Regions from separate parts of the Homo sapiens genome. Here regions 1, 2, 3, 4, 5 and 6 are each linked to region 7. A link is a contact called in ENCODE Hi-C data. All regions are on one chromosome and are shown on one strand. The core of a region is the stretch at or near the end of the contact, and the rest is flanking DNA. Distances in the headings are between cores, read along the strand shown. Region 1 holds the start of CSTF3 (cleavage stimulation factor subunit 3). Region 2 holds the start of HIPK3 (homeodomain interacting protein kinase 3). Region 3 holds the start of TRAF6 (TNF receptor associated factor 6). Region 4 holds the start of C11orf91 (chromosome 11 open reading frame 91). Region 5 holds the start of FBXO3 (F-box protein 3). Region 6 holds the start of TCP11L1 (t-complex 11 like 1). Region 7 holds the start of PDHX (pyruvate dehydrogenase complex component X).

Region 1 (3,923 bases), core at 347-2,846, 1.8 Mb before region 7:
TTCTAAACTTTGCACAATAAAACCTTTGGGAGAAATTATTTTTCTATAAATTTTCACCACCATCTGTCCCACTGAAACACCACAGTTCTAAAACATTCAAGAGGTCATGGTAACATTTCCGTGTCTTTGTAATTTTAGATAAATTCTAAGAATTAACAATGAATTTCGAAAACTTTCAATGAAACCTCAGTTCATTAGTCCTTCACTTTCAGATAACAAATACTAGATCAGAAAAGGGGTAAACAGTTTTGATACAGTAATTTTAAGACTTTGCATGCTTGGGCATGCTAACACTATGTAAAATGTAAATAGTGCGAAGATTTCTGGACTGAAACCAGTCCTCGGGCAAACACAAAACAATTTAATCAAACTGCCGACATAATGAAATCTACAGTCTTACAGACTATGCAATAGAACGCTCCTATTTTGCCTCATCTCTGCCAACCTCCAATAACATCTTCCACGTTATAAGCTAGGGAACCTGAAAAACGAAAACCTAAGTGCATGTCGTTGCTATGGCAATGGGAAATTTCAGGAAATTGAGACTGCAGGCTACCTAGCCTCCATTTTAGAAACTGTATTTATCTAAACACACCAGGACTTAGATCGAAAAACACATTTAATGGCATTTTTCATAACTATTTAGCTTCCTCTTTCACACTAAAAGGTAAATACTATCCTACAAAATTCTGAATACAAAGAGCAAAAGAAACAAATCACACTGATCTAACCTAAAAGTGTGAATTTTAAAATATTTAGTTGTCACTCATATTTACTATTAAAACAGATGCTTTTATTTACAGTGGCCAAAACAGACTTCTCATTTTCAACTTATACCTGCAATGTTTATGTAGCTGGAAAAATGAAAACGAAATGTGGCTAAAAGAAAAGAAAACGAAAGAAAGCCACAAAATTCCCAAAACCTCAGCATAACTTGCTTCTTTCTTCACTCGCTCTCATTAAGTCTTAATTCTCCAGATTAGCTTTGTCTCAAATATTTCTCAAACTAGTAACCTATTTCTGGGTACAGTATATTTGGCGGGGTAAAAGAAACACTGTCAAGTTTTTCTAAAACGTCGGGTGCACGTTAAAATAATTCCTATCCACTCTAATACCAAAACGATATCAAAGGAAAGCATCCCATCTGGAGTAGTCCCATGAATCTAAATAGGACGAAGCAGCCTACCGCTATTGTCTAAATCAAGTATTTACTCGTATTCATGCCTAAGAGAGAGAAGTAAAAAAAAAAAAATTAAATCTTAGATCTTGCTCCCCATTCCCACCACTCTTCTATATACCCTGTCCCCCGGGTTCACTAGACCCAATTCCTTCCTCAGCCGAACATGTCTGGAGCAGTCGGAGGAACAGACGTGGAGAAGAGGTCGCCACGAGGCCCCACCACTCTCCTTCCTCACCTGCTCCGTGGCTCCGTCTCCTGACATGGCCTCAGCTGATTACAACGTGCGCACTGACCGTCGATGGGAAGCTAGAAAAGAAAAATTAAACTAAAAACCACCCCCAAATCAGTAAAGTTACCCCCTGCCCAGCTGAGCCAGACCGCCAACACCAATCGCCACCGCCCACTCAAATATGAATTAAAATGGCTGCGCCCCTGCCGGCCGAGGAGGAGGTGTGTGGCTTCCGCATTAACTTCCGGGGCAGTGGGCGGGGCTAATTTCGCGACTCTGGTTATTCCGAGCGTGCAGAAAGCAGCGAGATCCCGGGGCGGGCCCAATTCCTGGGCTGACGTCACTACCCTGGCTTGGAGAGGCTGTTGCTGAGCCGGCTCCAACCGGCTGGAAGGCGGGAAGCTGTTTCGCCTGGAGGCTCGCGCGCTTTTTGGAATTCAGTTATCAAGCTTTAGAGCCTGGCTACTCACAGTTGAAGCCTGATTGCAGGTCAGCAATGCTAAACGTTAAATGCCTCTTATATTTAGGGGATAAGGACTCCGTGGAGGTTTTCTCTGGTCCCAGCTCCTGCTTTTTACTTTTCTTGGGGGTGGGAGGGATAGATCAAGCCCCCATTAATTTTTACTGCCACCGTCGACTCTTGTGTAGAAAGCTTTGAAGTCTGAGACCTGGGTTTTCAGCTCAACATCTCAGCTTGGTTCCTTGACTGCAAAGTAGGTATAATTGTTTGTAGCCCAGACTGCTTGGATTTTAACGAAGATAAGTAACTCTGGTAATTAAACTTCGTACCTCAGCTTTCTGGCCTATAGATGGGAATAATAATAGTACCTGCAAGTGAAATAAATTATACATAGAAAAGTGTTAGAACAGTACCTGGCATTAAGATTAAATGAGATTGACTGGGCGCGGTGGCCCACGCCTGTAATCCCAGCAGTTTGGGAGGCCAAAACGGATGGATCATTTAAAGTCAGGAGTTCTAGGCCAGGTGCGGTGGCTCACGCCTGTAATCGCAGCACTTTGGGAGGCTGAGGCGGGCGGATCACAAGGTCAGGAGATGAGACCATCCTGGCTAATACGGTAAAACCCCGTCTCTACTAAAAATACACACACACACAAAAAAAAATTAGCCGGGCGTGGTGGCGGGCGCCTGTAGTCCCAGCTACTCCGGATGCTGAGGCAGGAGACTGGCGTGAACCTGGGAGGCGGAGCTTGCAGTGAGCCGAGATCGCGCCACTGCACTCCAGCCTGGGCGGCAGAGCGAGACTCCGTCTCAGAAAATAAATAAATAAAGTCAGGAATTCAGGACCAACCTGGCCAACTTGGTGAAATCTCGTCTCTACCAAAAATACAAAAAAAGTAGCCGGGCGTGGTGGTTTGCGCCTGTAGTCCCAGTTACTCGGGAAGCTTAAGCAGGAGAATCGCTTGAACCCGCGAGGCGGAGGTTGCAGTGAGCCGAGATTCCAGCCTGGACTACAGAGCGAGACTCCGTCTCAAAAAAAATAAAAAATAAAAAATTAAATGATACTAAATCTTCTCAAACTGCTCTTCCATTTAAGCGTCATCGTTAGATGTCTGCAAGCATTTCTCGCCTACGGGGGTCCAATGCCCTAAAATAACCTAGTGAACTGTTCCCAGACTCGCCTTATTCTTTTAGGTCTCCTTTCCTCTGCTCAAACTTACACTTACTCCCTTTCCACAGGCTGAAATCTTACCCTTAAAATAATCAGACACATGAGCAAAAGATATGTATTAACAGATGTTCATTGCACCATCCAGCAATGGAGGACTGGTTAAAAATATCACAAGATTTATCTCTGCAATGGAATATCACACAGCAAACTGATGCTAATGTACGATGACTGACAGAAAGGCAACCACCGTATTAAATGAAGAAAAGCAGAATATGAAAGTGTTTTACGTATATATACTTACCACTTTAGCATCCTAATCTGAAAATCCAAAATCTGAAATACTCCAATGAGCATTTCCTTTGAGAGTCATGTCAGTGCTTAAAAAGTTAGATTTTGGAGCGTTTTGAGTTTTGGAACATTTAGGTTTTTTTTTTTTTTTCTCTTGAGGCAGAGTCTTGCTCTGTCGCCCAGGCCGGAGTGCAGTGGTGCGATCTCGGCTCACTGCACCCTACACCTCCCAGGTTCAAGCGATTCTCCTGCCTCAGCCTCCTGAGTAGCTGGGATTACAGGCGTGCGCCACCACGCCCGGCTAATTTTTGTATTTTTTCTTTTTCTTTTTTTTTTTTTGAGACGGAGTCTCGCTCTGTCGCCCAGGCTGGAGTGCAGTGGCACAATCTCGGCTCACTGCAAGCTCCCAAGCTCCGCCTCCTGGGTTCACTCCACTCTCCTGCCTCAGCCTCCCAAGTACCTGGGACTACAGGCGCCTGCCACCGCCCTGGCTAATTTTTTTGTATTTTTAGTAAAGAAGGGGTTTCACCATGTTGGCCAAGCTGGTCTGAACTCCTGGCCTCAAGTGATCCACCCAACTCGGCCTCCCCAAGGA
Region 2 (3,846 bases), core at 587-3,086, 1.7 Mb before region 7:
TTAGAGATGGCCTCCTTAAATGTCTGCAAAAATTCTGAAATTTGAAGTTCTAGTGGAATAGTTTCTCTGTTCCTCCTGACAGATTTTTCTACTATTGTAGCTTTCTCCGTTGAGTAAATGATTTTATCCTCTTTGATTCTTTTGACTATTGTTCTTAAGAAAAATAAAAAGTAACGAAATACTAAGTGAAAAGGAATGGTTCATAGGCTATCTCTCTGAAAGGCAGCCATTGTTTTGTTCTTCTATATTGGAAGCCTTTTCAGCTGGTTATCCTCTCTAACCTGAAAACAACTGTCATTCGAAAGTGTTATTTCCAGTGGCCTCAGGGCATACTATCCTTTCTCTTTTATTTTATTTTTTGAGACAGAGTCTCTCCCTGTCGCCCAGGTTGGAGTGCAGTGGCTCAAGCGATTCAAGCGATTCTCTTACCTCAGCTCTCGAGTAGCTGGGATTACAGGCGCCCGCCACCACGCCCAGCTAATTTTTGCATTTTTAGTAGAGACCAGGTTTCACTATGTTGGCCAGGCTGGTCTTGAACTCCTGACCACAGGTGATCCACCCGCCTCAGCCTCCCAAAGTGCTGGGATTACATGTGCGAGCCACCGCGCCCGGCCTCCTTTGTCTCTTAAAGGCATTATCCAAAATACTCATCTTCCGGTTTGAAGAGCAGCAGGGATTAAATGTGTATTATGTATGCAGCAATTTGCCACTCCCTTTGCCCTGCCCCAGTTACTGCAATAGAAAATTTCTGGGAATAAATACATCTCTGGTAAATTCAATCTTGCTAGTGAAGATTATGAAGGAAACAAAGAAAGGACACTTCCATTCCAGAAAGGTGTTTGTTTCCCAAAAGGTTAGACATTGATTCAGAACAAAGGGAACCTGAGGAAACGGGTATAAAAGAAAATCAACTCTGAATGTGAGGTATTAGAAAGCCATTTGTTTCCTAGGGAAAAGGAGGAAAGATGGGGTGGGAGACATGGGCTTTACTGTATAACCTTGGTCATGTCACCTAAACTTCTTGGAACTCCTGAGTGTAAGAGTTGGGACCAAGGATCGCAAAGCTTCTTTCATTCCTAAAATTCTATGGTTCCACGATTATGTAAGCTGAAACAGGCCATTCTGTTGATTTCCTAATCTCCAGGAGGAAAGAAACTAGTCTTTGGGAGTTAAACCGACTAATTTAACGGAGAATTACCAATGTGGAGGTGGGCGAACTTCACAATTATGGGGTTTTGGACAGTAGAGATGCTCTTAAAATTTCCAAGAGGACCCTTCCCCCGTCCTTGAACCTGGCTTTACAATTCTCTTCACTCTTTGGGATAGGGGAGCGGGTAGAACCTAGTTTAGATTGAGGTCGTTCATTTGAGCATTTCCCCTTTACTTATTTTGGGACCTTTAACGACCAAATGCCGAGAAACAGATCCTTAATTACGGTTCCGGGATCTCGAAAGGCCTGTAAAATCCTGCTTCCGCATCTTCATCCTTTCTTCGGGTATTGGGATCTTTTTTAAAAATGTGTATTTCTGGCGGAGGGGGCATGGAGTGAGGTTCAGAACAGCAGAGCCGGGCTGACGGATGCTTCTTTCGCGGGAGGCTTGGCTTGCGGGACTCCGGGTTGGGGCCGCACGGGCTGGCAGGCGGGCTCCGGGCAACAAGGGCGCGGCTGCGGACTGGCGGGCGGACCCCGGGGAGGGGCTTCACGGAGGCGCCGCGGCCGGAGCGGAGCGGAGCCGCCCGGGCTGGGCGCGCAGCGCTGCCGGGCGGGCGGTGGCGCTGCGGAGGCGGTGGCCGAGGCCGACGAGCGCGGAGGAGGGGCCCGAGGCTGGGGCGGCTGGTGGCAGCTGCCTCAGTGACGACTGCCGGCATCGCGGCGACCTGAGGAGATCAAGCCGCAGGCCCCGCCGTCGCCACCACTCCCGCCAGTCTTCCTTCTCCGCTCCCGGCCGGGGCGTCAGGAATGGGCCCCAATCGCCGTGGGCCCCGCACCCTGCGTCGCCCGTAGGCCCCAGTAGCCGGAGGCCGACCGGCCTCCCACTACCCCTCGCCCTAGCCAAGCCGTCCCCACCCCAAATCCCCGGGAAGGAAGATGAGGGAGACGGGCCCGGCGCTTAGCAGCCAGAGCAGCAGCAGCAGCAGCAGCGGTCGGGGGAGGGTGTTTCGCCGTTTCCTCTCAGCCGCCAGGACAAGATGGCAGCGGCCGCGGAGAGGGGCTGAGCCCGGGCTGGGTGGTGCCGCCTGCTGAAGCGCCTGGCTCCCGGTCCCCGGCACGGCCCTGCGCCCCACCCCGGACATGCTCAGGGCTGCGGCCGCCCGAAGAGGAGAGAGCGCGGGCCTCTAGGAAGGTAAGGGAGTCGAGCGAGGGGCGCCGCCACCCCGGGGTGGGGGGATCGGCTCCGTCTGCGGGCTCCGCGGCCAGCGGACCCCAAGCCTGACCCGGGCCTGGCCCGACACCTCCGGCGCAGCCCGCACTCATTGCGCGTCCCGTGCCCCATCCGCATCCCCAGCGCTCTCGTGCTCCCAGTTTCCGCCCTAGCCCCTGCAGTGTGGCCCGGTATGAGCCGCTCCCTCGAAGCCGGCGCCACGCCAGGCCCTGGGCCGCCGGACGCGGGGGCCGTAGCCTCCGGGAAGCCGCGCCTGGCCGGGGCCCGGGGGCCTCGGCCCCCCCTCCCCCTGCCAAGGTTGCGCAACGGCTCTTCCCAGCAACCGAAGTTTTGTTTAGTCCCACGGGGAGCCTCTCTTCCCCCTCCGCAGTCCTAGGCCGTAACTACGGAGATCCCTTTCCTTTCATTAAGGGGAACAAACAAACGCGCAGGCACGCAGCTTGAGCACCCCAGCCGATGGCCGCGTCCCGGGCTTTGTGGCCCCGTCCCCAGCGTCGCGGAGCAGCGGGTTTGCAGGGTGTCAACTCTGGGGACGTGCGTGCGTGTGTGTGATTGTTGGGGAGGAGAAATGTGATCCGCGGCTCCGCGTCCCCAGCGGCGGCGGGAGGAAGGCGTGGCGGCCGCGCGGCGGGGCTGTTGCCGGCTTCTCTCGTTACGGTGGCTGCCGCCCGCTTCCCTTCGCCGCACTGGGAGAACTGGCGGAAAGACTTTGGATGAAAATGTCTGTTTCTCTGTCGGGAGGGAGACGGCTGTTGTAAAATGGTATGTGGCTCTCGGGGAATCCTGTTGTTCCCGTCTCATCTCTGCTTGAGGAATTGCGCTGAAGAGTGTGTGCGTAAATTACCTTGGACTTGTTACAGAGTAGTCGTAACACGTTCAGGCCTTGAACCGTGTTTTCACAACCTCTTACTGCCCTGTTAGGGAATTTGTTTTTCCACCTGTCAGTTGGCTGCTTCTAATTATAATAAGGGGCTTCTATTAGCAACAGCAAAAAATTTCAGTTTATCGTCCAGTTTAGAGGGAAAGCGCATGGTTGGCTCTATTGTAAACTTTGTTTTGATGTCTGTCTGGTACAGGGCCGGAAAAGTTAGCTGGCAAACCAGTCTGCGTGTGCTTTTGCGTACTTTCTAGTAGTTTGGAGATCTGCTGACACTTTTTCCCTTTTTGCTATTTTAGGTATTTGCTTTTAGCTGTAGCTTCTGAAGTGGGAGTACTTATATTCATTCAAACCATCTCAGTTAATTTCAAAGTTTTAGTTGCTGGGCTCTTTAAAATTTTTAAAGAGGTTTCCTTTCTGATCAAATTTTTGATGAAAAGTCTTGAGCCGTAACGGTGGTTACTGCTTACCCAACTAAGACATTTTAATCCTATATTATTTAATTTTTCAGAAGCTGGTGAAGTCTCACCATATGTTTGATAAGTCTAGATTCTGCTTATGTTTGCAAGTGCAGTGCTAATTTTA
Region 3 (3,659 bases), core at 567-3,066, 1.6 Mb after region 7:
ATGTCTTGGGGGAGGGGGAAGTAGGATAATCCACAAAAAGTTTGTCCTCCAAGGCAGATGCTAAGGAGGTATGTGCCAAGTTAAAAGAAGTCAACAAGTTATGTCTTAAATGAGTCAATTTTAAGTCAACTGAAATTCATACGAGTAAACATGTAACTTATTGAAGTAAAACCATGTAAAGAAAATATGAGAAATTATCTTTAATGTGCTACTAGCTTTAGAAACAGAAACTGTTTACCAGCTTCTTAAATTTCTAAAGTGTGAAGACCTACAAATGTACTCCAATGGCCAAGAGATGCTGCAAAATACTCAACTGTTGTGCCTTAACTTTGAATCCAAATTCAAGGGGCATTCCCCTTCCTGGGCACTATTTACTCTGCTCCAGGAGGCAAGGATTTGAACTTCTCTCCAAATCTAAGTGTCCAAAAGTTTACCGGCATCACATGCCCAAATTTATCACAGAGAAGAGCTCATGTTACAATTCTGAAATATTGTGGTGCATGCAGGCTGAAACTCTGATGTGATCCTGTACCCACCACATGCCGGACTCCTTCCTAGAGTCACAAAAGAGGCCACATTGTTCCTGCCTATACACTCAACCTCAAAATTTGAAAAGCCCCTCTCCCTTCCCTAGTAATCAAAGGAGAATGAATGAAATGATAGCGGCCAAGTTCACAAGGCCAACACAGAATTTCTTTACCAGTTTTTCTCGTTTCTACATGGAACCTGTGTAACAAGACATTCAGTAATAGTAATCTGCTCTCAGAGAAAGAAACAATTAAATACCATACAGCGAAGCTGCTAATACTTTATTTAGGTGCTTTCTGTTCACATTCAAGACAGTCCTAACTCAGCTGGAGTTCCCCTTAAGCCAAATACTAGGAACAGCTTTATCAACCCGGCGTCTGGAACAATCGCTCGAACTACCGAGTTTAGGGGCGGGGGAGAAAACATTCGTGTCATCTGAGCCTTTTTTTTTTTTTAAACTCGCTGCCTGAGACTTCTATAGAGTTCAACAGGGAATCCAAAAATAGCTTTCCCATGACAGTGACAGCCGGAGTCGCCAGGAACGTAAAGGATTTTTTAAAAATTTAAGCAGGTGTTTGCTCCAAGGAGCGGACAACTGCAGGAGGCAATTTCCTTATCTGGGAAGGGGAAAAAGCGGAGTTGAGGGGAGCGAGGTTGAGTAAGGCGACGCGGGGTTTTTTAGGGGGTGGAATGAGCGAGGAAGAGGAGGCCTGGGGAGCAGAGGTCAGGGGACAGGGAACGGTGTCCCCGACCTGTGGGAAGCGTGGGGACAGAGGCTGCGTCCCGACCTGCAGGAAGCGAGGGGCAGGGAACGGTGTCCTCGACCAGCGGGAAGCGAGAGGACAGGGGCGGCGTCCCCGACCCGTGGGAAGCAAGCGGGTAGGGGCGGCGTCCCTGACCTGTGAAAAGCGAAGGGACAGGGGAGGCGTCCCCGACTGGTGGGAAGCGAGGGGACAGGGACTGCGTCCCCGACCTGCCGAGAGCGAAGGGGCGGGGGGCGGCGTCCCTGACCGCTGGGAAGCGAGGCGGCGGCCGCCAGGAGGAGGCGCCTGAAGGAGACTCACCGTTCTAGTGCGCGGGGAGGCCGAACCAGGAGGGCAGGGCTCCCCCACCAACCGCACGACTCCGCTCAGCCAAGGCGCTGGTAGAGGACGGACACAGACACTGCGCGCCGAGACGAGGCTGCTTGGACGGCAAACTCTGGATCCAGTGGGAGCCTTCGCCACCTTCGCTGGCCGCCCGCAGGCCAAGCCCCAGCTGCGGACGCCACTGCTTCCGCCTTCTCTGCTGGCTGCGGGGAGCGAGGGGCAGGGAGCGCGCCGGGGAGGAGACAGAGCGGCCGAGTTCGGAGAGAGTGCCCCCTGGCGGTGATCCTCCAGGCGGACTGTGGCGCGGGCCGGGCGGCGCCCCCAGCCCCGCAGCCTGGCTTTCTTCCTGCTCGGGTGTCCCACCTGGGAATTCGTTGCACCGCACAGCCGAACCCGAGTGTGTCAATGGGTGTGTGTTGGAATGAGGATGGCGACGAGAAGATCCCTCCCGGAATAACTTAATTTGGTGAGCAGTGGCGACAGTAGTAATCCCAAACTGCGCTTTTATAGCACCCCTCTCCAAGCAGGAGAAAACCCCAGCTGGGCTAGATCGCTTGACCTTCAGGAATTCTTAAACCCCTCCCCAGCTCCACCCTCCTTGCCCAGGAAGTTTCTGCGATCCATAGAACCCTCTATTATTACCTGCTCTTCCCCTTCATCCGGTCCAAGGGAGTCAGCCCTTGCCTTAAATATTTCTTTGAATTTCCTGCCAAGAACACCAGCGCTTTGTCTTTCTCTGTCATGGGAAAACTATTTTAAATTCCCTGTTTAACTGGTCATAAACGTCTAGAGAATGTACCACGCGTTTTGCTGGAGAAGCACAAAAGAGTTTCATCCACCTCTGCATATTTGGTTCATCGTCCACCTCTTAGGGGAGGTTTTCCAGGATAGTAGTCATGCGTATGTATCCTGAAGCCAGAATGCTTGGTTCCAATCCGGTTTTTCCTACAATAAATGTGTGATTCAGGTAAAATACTTAATCTGTACTTGTTTCAGTTTTCTCATCTCGTATTAACATGGGGATAATAATAGTATCTACCTCACAGGGTTGTTGGAAGGATGAGATAAAATATGTAAAGAAATTATTTAAAACTATCTGGCCAGGCACAAATAGGCTCATGCCTATAATCCCAGTACTTTGGGAGGCTAAGGCAGGAGGATCACTTGAGGCCAGGAATTTGAGACCAGCCTGGGCAACATAGTGAGACCCCATCTTTACACAAAATTTAAAAATTACCTGGGTGTGGTGGTGCATATCTGTAGTCTCGGCTACTCTGGAGGCTGAGGTGGGAGGATGGCTTGAGCCCTGGCAGTCAAGGCTACAGTAAGCCATGATTGCACCACTGCATTCCAGCCTGGGTGACAGAGTGAGACCCTGTCTCAAGGAACAAACGAACAAACAAATAAACCCAAAACTAGGACATAGTATGGGCTCAATAAATGTTACCAATACTATATGTCCTACTTTCTGGCTGCCAATATTCATTAAAAATGCTTCTCTTTTTAAGAAGAATTTATCACTGGTTCTCAGGTTCTGTCAACCCCCTTTTAAAAGATTGTATTTTGAAACACTTAAGACATAAAAAGAGCACAAACATCTGTGTGCTCACCACCCAGCTTTAAAAAATAAAACATTGCCAGCCTTTGTGTATCCCTCCCTAGAAGCTCCTCTTAAAAATTAAATCTCTTATGGGATGGAAGAAAAGATCATTATATGAAATTGAGAGCTGGAGAAAAGGAAGAGCAAGAGAATCAGAGTTCCCTCCACTTCTTAGTGTGAGCTCTGGGGCAGGTTACATAACCTCCATGAACTACAATGACCAAAAACTATAAAAAAGGGGATAATGTCTACCTTACCAGGCTTTTGTCAGTATAAAATAATAAAAATCTATTGTGAGAGACTCCAGCACCAGGCTTTCAAAAAGATTAGGTGTTCTGTGTATGTTTCTTTACATTGTTTTCATAAGTGCCCTCAAGGGGCCTTTTCCTACTCCTTCAAATCCAATTTATTCAATATAGGAGAGAGTTTTAGTGCTCATCCAT
Region 4 (3,603 bases), core at 271-2,770, 1.2 Mb before region 7:
TTTAGGTTATTTCATACTTCCCTTCTCTGTGTGGCAGGGGAAGCCAACTTAAGCCGTTATATACGATAGTTGGAATGATCTTTTTAGAACTATCTGCCCTTCTCCAGTGGTCAAGGACAAGCCTTAGCCAAAACAAGTGATGGGAAAGACAAAGTCTGCAGGACAACCTACCGCTACTGAAAGTTCTACTTTGCAATAGGTCCTTCTTGGAGTACAAGGCATTTAACAACTTTACCCTCCAACAGGGAGGAGTCATTCAGCTCGTAGGCTGAGGGATCCTGCCCGCATCAGCACACGTGGTCCAGAGCCCTAAGACTTCAGACGTAAGACCAGATATCAGCCCAGGATCCTGGTGAGAGAACTACCGGCGCCAAGGCCACAGAGTCCCAGGGGGGCTGCCCCCCAGCATTGAGAAGTGGAGTGTCCCAAAGCTGCCCTGGAAACGGCCTTGGGCCTTGTGGTTCTTGCACAACTCCCACCTCCCCCTACAGACAACTGACAGTCACCTTACTTCACCTTCCCCCCATGGAGAGCCCCGGTTTAGGACCGAACATTAAAGCTTAGGGACTGTCTGTGGTGGGTGGAGCTCCAGAGTACAGGGTAGGAGGATGACTGTGCAGGAGGATTAAAGTTCAGGACGGGGTGGTGGCGGATGGAGTTCCAGGTGTGGAGGCTCAGAGTCCAGATGACCCAAAGGGTTTAGGACGGAGGGAGGATGGAGTTTGGGACTAAGAGGCTCATGAAGTTCAGATCTGTGGTGGGGGGAGGAGTCGGTTAAGTCCAGGATAAGGGAGTCTGGGTGCTAGGGGATAGATTTTGGATCTGGGACTACTGGGGGCTGGAGTCAAACCAGGCTACATTTCGGGTCGGGGCACGGAGCCAAGGAGGGAGCTAGGGCAGGCTAAGGCTGGGCTCGGTGGCCCTGGCGAGGTCACGCACAGCTCTGGGAGTCGAAGCCGTCCCCAGTGATGGTGAGCAACTCCAGCTCCTTAATCCGGATCTCCAGCTCGCAGAGCTCCTCCGGGTGGGAGGCAGAGGCGAGCCTGGGGGTCGAGGGGCAGGGGACCAGGGGCGAGGCAACCACCTCAGGCCCCGGCGGCGGTGAGTAGAAGAAGCGCAGAGGCTCGTAGGGGATGGAGGCCAGGCCGGAGGGCCAGGGCGAGGGCCAGGGGCGCTCGCTGGAGGGACCCAGGCCGGGTGGTGGCGGGGGCGGGGGCGCCGGGGCGGGGAGCGCCTGGGACAGGGACCGGGCCCCCGCCGCCCCGCCCACTGGCGCCCCGCCCGCCTTCAGCGGCACGAAGAGCTTCTTCCAGATGTTGAAGTCGCTGAGCGGGGACGAGGAGATGCCGCGGTCGTACAGGGACGGGAAATAGAGGGGCGGAGCCGACCGCTGGCTCATGGTGGGGCTGTGGCTGCCGCGCCGCCCCTTTGGCATCGTTTGAATGAGGGTCTGCGTGGGAGGAACCCCGCGCCGGGAGACGCGCGCTCAGGCCCCGAGTCGCCGGGGTTTCGAGGTTCCACAAGCCCCGCCCCGATGGAGCGCGGCCCCACCCTTTCGCCTCAGCCCGGCCCCTAACAGGCGGGGTTCCAAAGCCCGGACGACCACGTCCCGGAACGCGGCCCCGCCCACCTCGGCTGGCCGCACCCCGCAGTTAGAAAGCCACGCCCCCTGGCTCGCCTCGCCTCGCCTCCCGTCCCTCGACTCCGCCCACCGCCTCGCTCTTGCTCTGCGACCCCGCTGGCTTCCGTTGTCATATCCCAGCATACCCTCATCCAGAACAGGCAGCGGGCCAGGGCTGCAGAAGAAAGCTTACTTCAGGCTTCCTCTCTTTCTCCCATGAGGGAGAAAAGTATTTCCTAGAAACCTGGCCCCTGCACCAGCAGACTTACCTCATTGCCTCACTGGCCGCGCCCACAGCAAAGAAGTCTGAGAAAATCAGTGTCTGATTTTTCATCCACTACTGTGGGAGGCAGACAAAGGAGAAGAGGATTGATTGGGAATGGCTGTTAGAGCCAACCTATGTATCTGCCAAACGTTAGCAGTGTTGAGGAAGATTCTAGAAAAGGGGATCCTCATCTGGTTTGTAATAGACCTGAAGGAGTGTTTTCAGTGAAATGCAGTTTAGTTCTCTTCCAAACACAGATATCACCAGGAGCTAACAGGCAACGAGCTAACCACCAAAAGGAAATCCTGTCCGCCCTACCTCAAATACTTCACCCATTGCTTATGAGCGATTTGGACATTTTGTCCAAAGGACATGACAGCTCATTTATGTGAGTAACCTGTATTAGCCATAGACTGAGGGGAAATAACTAATACATTTTCTTGAGAGCCTCTGCCTAATGATCACTGGTATGACTAGTGATGGGTGGAGGGCAGTTAAAGAGTCAGTATCAGCTTCACAAGTTAAATATATATATGCATATGTATCTGCACACACAGTGCAAAGTGTGTGTGTGTGTGTGTGTGTGTGTGTAGCAGCAAAGTGGAGAGAGTCAGATATTCAAGCTGGGTAGCCTTGGACAAGTTGCTTGACTTTTAAGTAGGTTTTCCATAAAATAGAAATAAGAAAACCAGGCTGCCTCATAGGGTTGTGATCAAACAGAAGACGGAACAGTGTGTGTGTGAAACACTTGAACTTGGACACTTTGTCCAAACACAAGAGGCAGCTGTCCCTACTAAGGGGCATGTCTGAAACTGGGAAGCTTTTTCTTCCCACACTGAGCTTCCCACACTTAGTTGTCACACGCAGTATTTGCTCTCTGACTTTGGCAGCCACCCATCATTGTTTATTCATACAAGTGATCACTAGGCTGAGGCTCTCAAGAAAATGTATTTCCCCTCAGTCTATGGCTAATACAGGCCATGTGCGATAGCTCAGCACCCAGCCTGTAATCCCAGCACTCTGGGAGTCTGAGGTGGGATCTCTTGAGGCCAAGAGTTTGAGAACAGCCAGGGGCAACATAGCGAGATTCTGTCTCTATAAAATAATTTAAAAAATTAACCAGGTGTGGTGGCATTTGCCTGGAGCCACTCAGGAGCTGAAGTGGGAGGATTTCTTGAACCAAGGAGGCTGAGGTTGAGGCTGCAGTGAGCCACAATCATAGCACTGCACTCCAGCCTGGGTGACAAGGCAGGACCCTGTCTCAAAATAAATAAAATAAAATAAAATAAAAAATACCCTTATCTTCCATTAGTTTCCCCCACATATTTAACTTCCCATAATTTACTGCCCAAGAAGCTCAAACCTCTTTTCCTTTGTCTTATCACTTTTCTACAATCGCCCATTGTTAAAATTGTATATAAGCTCTCAAGCCACTTCTTTGGGTTTTCACTTTGTTTCTGTAAGAACCCCATGTACCTGCGTAATAAACTTTGTCTTCTGTTAATCTGTCTTTGTCAGTTTAATTCTCAGGCCCCAGGCTCTGAACCTAAGAGATTAGAAGAAAAATTTTTTCACCCCTACAGAACCACAGTAATGGTAAGAACCAGGGTTTTGGACTCAAGACTTGGGACCAAACCCTGGATCCACTATGTATTTGGCTGTGCGGCTGAACCTTTCTCAACCTCATTTTTTCATCAATATAATGGGAATAGTAATG
Region 5 (3,409 bases), core at 143-2,642, 1.1 Mb before region 7:
GAGCTTTCAATGCCCCAGAAGTTTAGGTTATAGTCTATAAACATAGGGGTGTCACAGGTTTTAAGGAGAATGACAACCAGATGTGTCTTGGAAAGATTACTCTGGCAGCAATCAAAAGTTGGAGACTGTTAGTTAAATTGTAAGTATTTTCTAGAAAAATAAAATTGCTAGCAGGTACAGGTAGCGACCAGTACAGGTAGTGACCAAAAACTTGAGGTATCTCTCTATCACCACTTAGCTAGGCCAACAACTATCTGTAGCTCCAAGAAATCTGTATTTATAAAAAGACCTCTAATAACACAGGGCACAATCATCAAATGGCTAGAATCTAATGGTTAATCCAAACACAAAACAAATCTCGCCCACCTATCCTAAGAGGGCGACTTTGCATCCTCTGCAAATATATACGGTAGCACAGGAAACTCACAGCCATGCCACCCCCTGTCAAGGGTGTAAACAATCCTGACAGCTGGGGGGCGGGCTGGCAGCGCCATTTCTTCCACCACCCCAGACAGTCCCAAGTTCTGAAGAAACTGGGCATTGAACCACCCTTATCAGCAACCGGTGTTTATTTCTGGAACAGATGCTAGTAATGTGGGAAACCCAAGGTGTCCAGGAGAAAAGATAGTCACCGGTATGGCATCACCGGAAGTCAGTACCAAAACATAAAATCCAACATCGAACCGTAAGGAGCAATGCTGACAGCAAAACAATTCTCACGCACTGAAGTCCGAAAGTGAGCCCGGACAGCGATTCTGGCGCTGGGGAAGTCGCGCCAGGGGAGTAAGGGGTTGCCTATCTTCTCCTCTCGCTCACCCACCTGCCCACCCCGGCGCCAGACTCCGCAGGCCCCGGACCCAGCAGAGAAGAGCGCCTGGCCGGGACAGGGGCTTTTACACAGCAGCAGGGACTGACCCCAACCGGGCGGGCACCTGCGGGGCCAGCGGGGGTCCGCGGAGCGCGGCGGTGCGGCACGAGGGCCACTACCTCCTTCTCTTGCAAGTGGGCCTCACCGAGGCCTGGGAGAGAGATATCTCGTCGCTTCTCATACCTGGGCCCAGGACAGGAGGAAGACTCAGGGCGAGGCCCTTTCCGCCCCCGTCTCGCCCCGGTCCCCGGTGGCTCCGCAGGATGAGGGCGGCCCTGGCGTCACCTTCTGGTGTCGCGGAAGCTCGGGTCCTGTCAGCGGCCCCGACCCCCTTTCCCCCTGCCTCACCGCCTCCTCTCCCCATGCCCCCACCCCTGCCATGCGTGTCGTCCCATTACTTGATTAGATCCCGATAGTCCAAAAAGGATAAGATGAGGAGCAGGGGATCGGTGGGCAGCGACTCTAGGGTCAGCGGCGCCGTCTCGGTCTCCATGGCCGCCATCTTGCCTGGCCCGGTGCAGGTCTGGCCCCGCCCTGGCCCCGCCCCTGCCCCGCCCCCACCAGCGCCCGAACCGCCCCCAGCCGCTCTCACAGGTTTGTTATGTAACCGCCGGGCCAGCCCCGCCCTCAGGGTGGGCTGAGGTGCGGCTCCCTGGAGACCCCGCCCGCTAGCCGGGAGCCAGCGGCGCAGTGCGAGTTCAGCCCGCTTTCTTCGCGCTCCGCGTCAAATCTCTCCAGCTCTGTTCTCGCATCCCGGTTCGTAAACTTGCCCAGCCCGGGACCCTTTTGTTGCCAAATCTGCCTCGGTCTGCCCAACTCCTCCTGCGAAATTTTACACTCAGTATGCAGGAAGCCTCGCTCAAAATCTGACACTCCTCCACGCCCTTGGTCCCCAAATCCATTCCTTCTCTTTGTTTTCCAACCCGAGAACCCCTCGTTTTCCCCGCTCAGCCTTCCCCACCCCGCTTGTCCCCCGCACACAGCAGGGCCGCTCCGAGACTTGTCCACTCAGCAAGAGCAGAGCTGAGAATCAGCCAGGGACGCCAGCTGAAGGCCCTTCTCCCAAATTAAGGAAATAATTGTTGAGGGCTTAACTTCACGCCCCTCCCCGCCTTCCTAAGTAAAATGTGTACAAGGAGTGAGTCTGAGTCTCAGCCGCTGTCCCTTAATTTGGTTATCATGGCTATTTTCAGCCTATTAGGGCAATGCAAAGGGTACAGTGTGGATTTTTTCCAGCTTTAAAATTTATTTTGGCCAGGGTTTAGATCCCGCAGAGTTAAGTATCCCGCGTGTGAAGGGATGAACTGAGACTCCCAGAGGGCATAACTGATGGAGGCACGAAGATGTCTGCTCTTCAGCTTTGCCAAGGTGATATTAAAATGAGAGTGGGGGAAGTATAATGGGTCCATACATCACTTGCCTGATTTCTTCTTTTCCATTGCTTTTCCAAAGGTAGTATGGTGTAAGGGGCTTTGGGGAATCCAGACAGACCTGGACTTCACACGCCCGTCATTTATTTCACTACTAGTGAAATGCTGGCGTAGTTACGCCTAAGTTCTCTGAGACTGTCCCTCATCTCTAAAACCACCCCTCCTCTGGTGAACTAAGGATGGCGATAACGCTTTATGTAAAGTGCCTGGCCAGATACTCAATAAATGTTAATTTTCCAAGCTTATACATGCATCAGTCACTAAGTTCTCCAAACATTTCCATATCCTGGAGAAAGTTTCTCTCAATTATTTGGAAGAGTGGAAGTGATATGCCCCGCCCCAAAAAAATCCATTTCCTCCATTCTTCATACCATTAATGCCTTCTATTTATGGTTTTGCTTAATAGTTATAACCCCTGCCACCCAGCCAACAAAACAGAACAACAGCAACAAAAAACTCTGCCTACATCTCTGTGCTTCCAAATTGTTTATGCATATGCTTAGAAGAACATTTATTGAATTGGATTTCAAGTACTTGTTCTGTGTCTCTCTCGTCAAACTGTAAACTCTCAGTCTGACTCATCTTTCTAATTTCAGGGCTTAGCAAGTTATTCAACAACTAGAAAGTTTAAATTCAGGTTGAATGGATGAATGAAGACAGAATAATCATTTCTGTTTACAAGGGAACCATACCTTTTTACATAGACAAATGCTTGTAAAGGTATTTGATCCTGATTTATGTTTGTCTCCATTTTCTACTTCAGATGGGCCACCTGTTTTAAATCCAAAAGCTGGTAGGAGTTTCAGGTACACTGCATTTGCTTCTGCTGTCCTATTGCACTTGGACTTGGTGCAGCTATGACCTAATGCAGAAGACAAAGTATGAAGCTACCAAACTGTCAGGGCCAGAACTAAGGTGAGGCAAGAAAGCTACTTGCTTGGGGCACAAATTTAAGAAGAGGTGCCAAAAAACTGAATAATCAAATAAATAACATTTTAATGCAATATTTTTAAAAATAAAAATTAATGCAAAAAAAATTCACAGTGAACAAAATACCAAACTCTTAAACAAAAACAGGATCCCACAGTGCCATGTAAGCCATATTAGAGCC
Region 6 (3,507 bases), core at 115-2,614, 1.9 Mb before region 7:
TCACTGCAACCTCTGCTTCCCGGATTCAAGCAATTCTCCTGCCTCAGCCTCCCAAGTAGCTGGGATTACAGGCATATGCCACCATGCCCGGCTAATTTTTTTGTATTTTTAGTAGAAACGAGGTTTCACCATATTGGCCAGGCTGGTCTCGAACTCCTGACCTTGTGATCCACCCACCTCCGACCTCCCAAAGAGCTAGGATTACAGGTGTGAGCCACCGCGCCCAGCCATTCTTTGTAGATCTTAACAGTTCCATTTAGTTGAGTATCTTAAGGGTTTTTGGTGTTTTTTCCTCCAAAAAGTGAATCTTCACCAGAGAACTTCTGTTTTTGTCTTTTTTTTTTTTTTTTTAAAGCAAAGACTTTAATGTGCAAGTTAGTAAATGGTTTGAGGGTCTGGTATTGCACTCGGCCTTCAATACGTTAGCAATAACTACCCACATGTGATCTATTTAGAAGCAGTGTTTGAAAGCACCAATGTCACCCCATCTGCTTTTTTGTAGTTTTTTTTTGTTTGTTTGTTTTTGAGACAGAGTCTCGGTCTGTCTCCAGGCCGCAGTGCAGTGGCGCGATCTCGCCTCACTGCAACCTCCGCCTCCCAGATTCAAGCGATTCTCCTGCCTCAGCCTCCCGAGTAGCTGGGACTACAGGCGCGCGCCACCACACCCAGCTAATTTTCGTATTTTTAGTAAAGACGAGGTTTCACCATGTTGGCCAGGATGGTCTCGATCTCTTGACCTCGTGATCCGCCCGCCTCGGCCTCTCAAAGTGCTGGGATTACAGGCGTGAGCTGCTGCGCCCGGACTAACTTTTTTTTAAAGCTGAGGAAATGAGAGAAGGGGAATAAACTTTGTGTAGCTACAAACAGGATGGCAAAATTAAATTTCAAAGAACGGGCGGGGAAGGTTTCAGATGCAATGGCTTCTTATTCCTTCTTTTGACTGACCCGCGCCTTCTCCGCCTCCCTTTCTCCTCGCGTCACCCGCACCAGCGGCTGGGATGCGGCGCGCGTTCCGTCTTTCCGTATGGAAACATGGCGCCTAGGGGCGGGCCATCCCCAGCTTCGAGCCACCGCCAGCTGAGACTCATCGGCGGGCACTCGGCCATGCCTCTCGCGTTTCCGTACGAAAACATGGCGCCTCACTGCGTGCGGCGGGCGACTCTTGGCTGGGAGCCACTGGCCACGGAGCCCCCTGAGCGGTCATCGGCCATGTTTTCCACCTCTCCCTGAGGAAACACGGCGCCGCCCAGCTGCGAGTCACCGCTTACTGAACCCCTTCGGCAAGCAGGGGAAAGACCCTCCCGCCTTTCCGTACGAAGACATGGCGCTGCCCTATATTGGGCTGGCGCCTCCCGGCCAAGAGCAGTCTCCTCCTTCCTGATGCTGAGAAGCGGCCGCTCTGACCGCTGCCCACCCGAGTCGGGCTGGGAGGACCGCCCGCCGCGTGGCGAGGGATGCGGCCTCGGAGGGGCAGAGGCTGAACCGCCCCTGCCTGCCGCGCATCCCTCCGGCTTCCGCCGCGGCGCCAGCCCGCGCCTGATTCGCGGCGGGAGCGGCAGGAGGGAGAACGCCGACTCCGTGGCAGGTGAGAGCGGGAGCTGGGGCGGAGGCTGGCGGGGCCCGTCCGGGAGGCGCGCGGTCCAAGTCGCAGGCATCTCTTCGCCTCTTCCCGTCGGATCCCATCCCGGGATGTCGGGGGCAGGCGAGGAAGAGGCGGGGTCCGCGGGCGGGTGGAGCTCACCCCTCGAGGCTGTCCTCTCGGCGCGCCCGCGTCCTCCCCTACTCCCGGCCCTGCCACTCCCTCGCTGGCCTGAACAGCTGTTTACAACGGAATCCGGACGCCGGGCGCGAGTGGAGCTCAGTGCCAGAGGAGGGGATTCCCGGCGCCGGGGGACAGAGCCCCTTTTTTCTTTTGCCGAAAGACCCTTTCTGCTGGGGAGCCTCTTGTGTCCAGCCTAGGCCCGCGTGCAGCGCCGACGGATGACCGTCTTCTTGGCAAGTGCGAGGATCCTCCTCCCCTCGGCTCTCTTTTTAGACACAGTGGGGGTTGAATGGATGCGCGCGATATAAGCAAATTAAATGGTTCGTGGCCGCATCCTAGAGCCCTTTAATTAGAGTTACCATTTGTAGAAGGCCTGCCGTGCACAATCCCTCGTTTCATCTCCCCCCAAACCGAGCAGGTAGGTAGCTGTGTTTTACAGAGGAGGACACTGAAGTTACACAGCTAGTAAAGAGCCAGAATTGGGGCCCAGGTATGTCTGAAACCAACGCCCAGCCTCCCAGATACAGTGACATCACAGAGATGACGTAGGGATTCATCTCTATCAACAGATACTTGTGGGTGTCTATTTGGGGGATATACAGATGGAGCATAAGTGGGGAATATGACTGGTCCTGGCTCTTAAGAAGTTCGAAATCTAGGTGGGGAATTTTAAAATAAAAACTAGCACTTTTACCATCTGGCCCCAACGCATCTTTCCATCATCTCTAGCCACTTCCTTTTCTCATTTTCTTGTGCCTTGGCTTCTGCCCTCTGAGTGAAATGCCCTCCTTTTCACCTCCTCTCCCCCTCCTCTCCCCCTCCAGACATGTTTTAACTAGGTGAAATCCTACTCCTTTTAAAGATCAGTTCAAATGTCATCTTTTCTGGGAAGGTTTTCTCAATCTCCTCCCAGGCAGAGTTAGTTTCTTCCTCTGCTATATTCCCTGGGCAATTTCATAATGCCACTTAAGTTTCATTATGGCTCCTTGTAAGCCTGTCTGCCTCCCCCTCTAGACTATGTATTTGCATCTTTCTATTTAAATAAGCACGCTTTGAATTGAATTTAAGGCAGTGACAAATGCCAAATGTCAACTAGCCAGCCCTGCAGGAGTTGAGAAAGGTGCAATCACTGGTGAGGTCCGGGAAGTGTCCTGGGAAGAGACAGGACTTGAACTCAATCTTAAGGATGGGGTTAGTTTACTAAGCTGAGCATTAGAGACCTAGAAATCCTCCCTTTCCTCCTCACTGCACAGAATGAATTACTTCATCCCTCCTGGGCTCCTTCTCAGCATGTGAAGATAATAAAATTAGCAGCGTTTTGTTTGTCGTTTCTCACAGAATATGCTGGTAATGTTATCCTTTGGATCTTGGAGCATTTCCTGACCCTAATAGGATTTAGGACACAGAGGAGATGGGTGTCTCCAGTGGGGTGTTGGAAGCTAAGATGGGTCTCGAAAGGGAAAATACATGAAAACAACTTTCATATTAATACAGGCCTGGGCCAGGTGCAGTGGCTCACGCCTATAATCCCAGCACTTTGGGAGGCTGAGGCGGGCGGATCACTAGAGGTCAGGAGTTCGAGACAAGCCTGGCCAACATAGTGAAACCCCATCTCTACTAAAAATACGAAAATTAGCGAGGCGTGGTGGTGGGCGCCTATAATCCCAGCTACTGGGGAGGCTGAGGCAGAAGAATCCCTTGAACCTGGGAGGCAGAGGTTGCAGTGAGCTGAGCCGAGATGGTGC
Region 7 (3,974 bases), core at 868-3,367:
AGACAAATACAAATATCTAGAGGGGCTCATGTATTTAACTAGATATGCAAATCCAGTGTGAGTAGTGGAAGCTGTGGTAACCTGGCCAGCACCCTCTGTAAAGGTGGTGTTCACTAGTAACCGCAATCCAGATCCCATGAAAAAATAAGGGCCCAATGTCACCATGTGTTCTGAGGTTTTAAAAGAAGCTGAAATGATTCTGGATTTTGAAATGTTGGCTTGGCAGGGCGTGGTGGCTTACACCTGTAATCCCAGCACTTTGGGCAGCTTAGGGGGGTGGATCACCTGAGATAACGAGTTCGAGACCAGCCTGGCCAACATGGTGAAACCCAGTCTCTACTAAAAATACAAAAATTAACTGGGTGTGGTGACATGCGCCTGTAATCCCAGCTACTTGGGAGGCTGAGGCAGGAAAATCGCTTGAACCAAGGAGGCAGAAGTTGCAGTGAGCTGAGATCACGCCACTGCACTCCAGCCTGGGCAACAAGAGCAAAACGTGTCAAAAAAAAAAAAAAAAAAAAAAAAAGGTTGGCTCAAATTTTTCATGAACATTGAGTGCAGCAAAAAAAAAACATGCCTGTCCACCAAGCTGTCTGTGGGCCATGTTTGGTTTGAGAATCCTAGTTTATTCTCGGGTCCCTTAAGGCTCTCTTTGATGCTCATTCTGATGACATTACACTAAGATTTACTGATTGAGGGTACGGACACTTCTCCATACACACTTGCCCAGGAACGATCTCCAGTTACCTGTCCTGTCTCCAAGATCTTCTCTCTCTCATCCAATCTTGCCTATGCAGCATTCTATTTTCAGAGTCGTCTTTGCTAATTTGGGGAAGTCACTTATTCAAACAAGAAAGTGGTTGACAAATGTTTAGCAATGAAATCTCCCGCGAGTTACTACTTTTTAATTAGGATTTTCAACCCTAAGAAAGATATAGATAGGAGGAATAAGATAGGGGGAATAAGGAAACTAATTTTGAGGGGTTTCCCTGCCTCTTAGGTGGGGTTTATCATATTGTGCTGAAACTGCTTATTCGTCTAGTTCTCCAGACCCTGGGCCATTTATCTTACGTATCCCTATCTCTGAGCGTGTAGAAGGCGCTCCATAAAACTGTTGGTTTGTGTAAATGACCGAAAACTACATGCAGCGTGAGGGTGGATTTCCCTTTGACTTCGGCTTAAGGAAGAATCGTTCCCATGATCATCCCACAATTCATCTAAACGGAGATAGGCAAGGAGCAACTGCTCAAAGGCAAAGCGCTGGCAGCTGAGGCACAGCTCCGGTTCGGCAAACGTCTCCCGAGTGCCAAACGTCCCCCCAAACGCCTAACTGGTCGTCAGGGCGCAGAAAAGAAGCTTGGGGGGCGCGGTCTTCGCCCCAGCTCCACTTCGGTGCTTCACGATTCCTTCTCTGGCCTGCCTTCCTGATAAATACCCGGTGAGGTCACCTAAACGCTCTCCTCTCTCAGTTATTTGCTTCTTTCCAACGTTTGGCGCCCAGCTCCCGCCATCGGAGCGCCCCGCCCGAGACCACTGATCTCCTGGGGCCTCGCAGCCTTGCTTCCGAACGCCAAGGTCGCGGTGCGCCGGGGTAGCGAACGGCCAGGCCCGAAACCCCGCCCCGCAGCTAAACGCCCGGCCCGCTACCCTGCGCCCAGCTCCAGCCGCCGGGTCCCGCCTGGGCCTCTCCTCCTGGGAATACCGGGCACCGGTGGCCCCGCCCCTACCTGCGCGCCGCATCTCCGGGAACAACAGTCTCCCTCCCGAGCATCACAGCCAGACATGGCCCAGACCAGGGACCCGCGCGGCCTCCAATCTCCGCACGGCTTTGCGCGCGGCGCTTAGCCTGGGATACGGCAGCGAGGCCGCAAATGCAATCAGGCGGCGCTGAGGGCAGCCCGGGGGCGGGGCGAACGGGGCGGGGGCCGGGGTCTGGTAAGGCCCCGCCGGCTGAGATATCCAGCGGCGCACCTGACTTCCCGGGAGGCAAGGCCAACGTGGTTGGAGGCGGGGCTGGGTTGGGGGGCGGGGGTTCAAGTCTGAGAGACCTAAAGGCACCGCTAGCGTCTGGGGGCGTGGCCAACCATGCGGGAGGCGGGGCCTTGATGCTGGACATCAGGCTGTGCTGCGGGCAGCCAGTGAGAAGGCCGTCAAGATGGCGGCCTCCTGGAGGCTGGGCTGTGATCCGCGGCTGCTGCGTTATCTTGTGGGCTTCCCCGGCCGCCGAAGCGTAGGGCTGGTGAAGGGGGCTCTTGGGTGGTCTGTAAGCCGCGGAGCTAATTGGAGATGGTTTCACAGCACGCAGTGGCTTCGGGGTGAGTGGCCGGGGCTCGCTCAGCTTCTCTGTGTAGCTGAGTGATGGGCCTGGGACAGGGGCAGTTATGATTGAGGGCCTGCTTTTGGGTGTGAAGGTGCGCGGGCTCCTTATTCCCTTTCCTCTTTCTCCGGTTGGGGTCCGCCGACTTGGCCTAATGCATGCTGTGAAGGGCTTTCTTGGCAGCTGAGAGAACTCGACTCTGCCCTAGGCCCCCTGGTTTGTATGGCTTTGTGACCTTGCCTTGGAATTTGGGTTATTTGTGAGGCGCAGAGAGGGTTCCCAAACTCTCCTCCCTCAGCCCCCTTTCCAATCAAGGCTCAGGTTTCTTTAGGGTTGTCAAACGTCTCGGACGAGAAAAAGCTGCCCAAGGTTGCCGAGATTGAAAAGCCACTGTTGGGAGTTCTTACTTATTCTCTAGGCCTCTCTCTGTTAGGAGGTGTTTTCATTGAGGCCAGTCGAGTTTTACCCCACGCCATGACTCGTGGAAGACTTAAATTTGTAAATTCCTACGGCATCACGATAGACAAAGGTCCAGGAGAATGTTTCAAGCAAATATTCGCTTGAAAGAGCAAACATTTAGGAGATAAATCATACCAAAAATTTATTATAGAAAATTGTTGTTTAGTAATGATATTGATGCAGTTAACACAATTCTTGCAGTATTTAACAGTATGCAAAATGGCAGGCCGGGTATTATTTTTCCTTATTTTGGGAGAAGGTTGGAGGGAGGCGGGGATGGAGAATAGGACTGACGTTTTTTAGTGTGACGTATTACCTGCCAATCATCGTTCCTGGCACTCTACAGAATGAATTTTAATTTAAATAGGTCTAGTAGACGTTGCCTTCATATTCTGAGCTACCTTAGGCTCAGAAAAAAAAAATCACACAAAGTCATATGGTAAGATGAGTGTATTGGGGTTCCTAAAGGTTCCTTAATGGGAACAATTTATTTCATTTTTGGTGTAATGTTTCATAACATATTCCTTGGAGCAGAGGTGCTTTAACAGTGTGTGCAGAATTCCTTCTCTTCCCTCCTCCAAGTTTGTTGAAATTAAACTTTTTTCCAGCTCCTAGAGATTCGGTCTGGTCTGGTGTGGGGCTCAGGAATCTGCATTTTACAAATGTTGGATGAGTTTTGATGTTTTATTTTGACATTTAATGGAATGAGCTTTGAGACTCACTGCCTTAGAAAATCATGGAATATTAAAAGTTTAGTATTGGATATAATCTAGGAAGAGTGCTCTTAATCTTGTTTATCAAGCAGATCCTTTTGAGAATCTTTGAAAATGTTACAGACTCTCTGTACAGAGGAAGTACCATAAATGGTCACACACAAAAATGTGCACGTAGTGGCTCACGCCTGTAATCCCAGCACTTTGGGAGGCGAAGCTGGAAGATTGCTAGAGCCCAGGAGTTGGAGACCAGCCCGGGCAACAAAGTGAGACCCCCGTCTCTACTTAAAAAAAAAAAAAGAAAGAAAAAAAGCCAGGCGTGCTGGCATCCCAGCTACTCCAGGGGCTGAGGCAGGAGGATCCGTTGAACCCAGGAGTTAGACGTTTCATTGAGCTATGATCCTGCCGCTGCACTTTAGCCTGGGTGACAGAGTGAGACCCTGTCTCAGGAGAAAAAAAAAAAAAAGTATACATAGGCCCAGTTT

The links. A loop is a pair of places that touch in the nucleus more often than their neighbours do. Pooled maps may share reads with other maps.
Region 1: a loop to region 7 is called in a map of naive thymus-derived CD4-positive, alpha-beta T cell, with 8 times the contacts of the local background. The contact joins the promoter of CSTF3 here to the promoter of PDHX in region 7. A Hi-C loop is called at or near these places in 1 of 168 maps with a recorded cell type or tissue (naive thymus-derived CD4-positive, alpha-beta T cell) and 11 of 50 pooled maps.
Region 2: a loop to region 7 is called in a map of ascending aorta, with 5 times the contacts of the local background. The contact joins the promoter of HIPK3 here to the promoter of PDHX in region 7. A Hi-C loop is called at or near these places in 2 of 168 maps with a recorded cell type or tissue (ascending aorta and naive thymus-derived CD4-positive, alpha-beta T cell) and 14 of 50 pooled maps.
Region 3: a loop to region 7 is called in a map of B cell, with 7 times the contacts of the local background. The contact joins the promoter of TRAF6 here to the promoter of PDHX in region 7. A Hi-C loop is called at or near these places in 5 of 168 maps with a recorded cell type or tissue (B cell, CD8-positive, alpha-beta T cell, ascending aorta and 2 more) and 14 of 50 pooled maps.
Region 4: a loop to region 7 is called in a map of CD8-positive, alpha-beta T cell, with 24 times the contacts of the local background. The contact joins the promoter of C11orf91 here to the promoter of PDHX in region 7. A Hi-C loop is called at or near these places in 2 of 168 maps with a recorded cell type or tissue (CD8-positive, alpha-beta T cell and sciatic nerve) and 10 of 50 pooled maps.
Region 5: a map of gastrocnemius medialis shows a loop between it and region 7 (8-fold over the local background). The contact joins the promoter of FBXO3 here to the promoter of PDHX in region 7. A Hi-C loop is called at or near these places in 6 of 168 maps with a recorded cell type or tissue (CD4-positive, alpha-beta T cell, CD4-positive, alpha-beta memory T cell, CD8-positive, alpha-beta T cell and 2 more), 3 of 37 single-sample maps with no recorded cell type and 15 of 50 pooled maps.
Region 6: a map of B cell shows a loop between it and region 7 (16-fold over the local background). The contact joins the promoter of TCP11L1 here to the promoter of PDHX in region 7. A Hi-C loop is called at or near these places in 4 of 168 maps with a recorded cell type or tissue (B cell, CD4-positive, alpha-beta T cell, CD8-positive, alpha-beta T cell and 1 more) and 9 of 50 pooled maps.

What each region holds. Positions count from the first base shown.
Region 1 is chr11:33,159,884-33,163,806 of GRCh38, forward strand. CSTF3 (cleavage stimulation factor subunit 3) reads right to left here and starts at 1,597. Exons shown (of 21, transcript NM_001326.3): 1 at 1,416-1,597. The coding sequence starts at 1,442. It overlaps CSTF3-DT (CSTF3 divergent transcript), which reads left to right and starts at 1,774. Exons shown (of 4, transcript NR_034027.1): 1 at 1,774-1,898. RefSeq lists enhancers at 1-826, 1,562-1,981.
Region 2 is chr11:33,255,545-33,259,390 of GRCh38, forward strand. HIPK3 (homeodomain interacting protein kinase 3) reads left to right here and starts at 1,837. Exons shown (of 17, transcript NM_005734.5): 1 at 1,837-2,345. RefSeq lists silencers at 1,592-1,921, 2,182-2,521, 2,592-2,791 and enhancers at 3,132-3,181, 3,222-3,311.
Region 3 is chr11:36,508,456-36,512,114 of GRCh38, forward strand. It overlaps TRAF6 (TNF receptor associated factor 6), which reads right to left and starts at 1,817. Exons shown (of 7, transcript NM_004620.4): 1 at 1,593-1,817. It also overlaps a transcript of RAG1 not described here. RefSeq lists an enhancer at 1,636-1,685.
Region 4 is chr11:33,699,306-33,702,908 of GRCh38, forward strand. It overlaps C11orf91 (chromosome 11 open reading frame 91), which reads right to left and starts at 1,521. Exons shown (of 2, transcript NM_001166692.2): 1 at 940-1,521. The coding sequence starts at 1,435. RefSeq lists silencers at 1,187-1,276, 1,457-1,696.
Region 5 is chr11:33,773,128-33,776,536 of GRCh38, forward strand. FBXO3 (F-box protein 3) reads right to left here and starts at 1,393. Exons shown (of 11, transcript NM_012175.4): 1 at 1,267-1,393. The coding sequence starts at 1,370. FBXO3-DT (FBXO3 divergent transcript) reads left to right here and starts at 1,572. Exons shown (of 3, transcript NR_120550.1): 1 at 1,572-1,624; 2 at 2,127-2,236; 3 at 2,321-2,543. RefSeq lists an enhancer at 407-907 and silencers at 856-925, 1,386-1,485.
Region 6 is chr11:33,038,208-33,041,714 of GRCh38, forward strand. TCP11L1 (t-complex 11 like 1) reads left to right here and starts at 1,365. Exons shown (of 10, transcript NM_018393.4): 1 at 1,365-1,585. RefSeq lists enhancers at 768-1,315, 1,036-1,385, 1,866-2,185 and a silencer at 1,366-1,765.
Region 7 is chr11:34,914,501-34,918,474 of GRCh38, forward strand. It overlaps PDHX (pyruvate dehydrogenase complex component X), which reads left to right and starts at 2,118. Exons shown (of 11, transcript NM_003477.3): 1 at 2,118-2,315. The coding sequence starts at 2,156. It overlaps APIP (APAF1 interacting protein), which reads right to left and starts at 1,879. Exons shown (of 7, transcript NM_015957.4): 1 at 1,728-1,879. The coding sequence starts at 1,784. RefSeq lists silencers at 1,540-1,879, 1,900-1,949 and an enhancer at 2,120-2,419.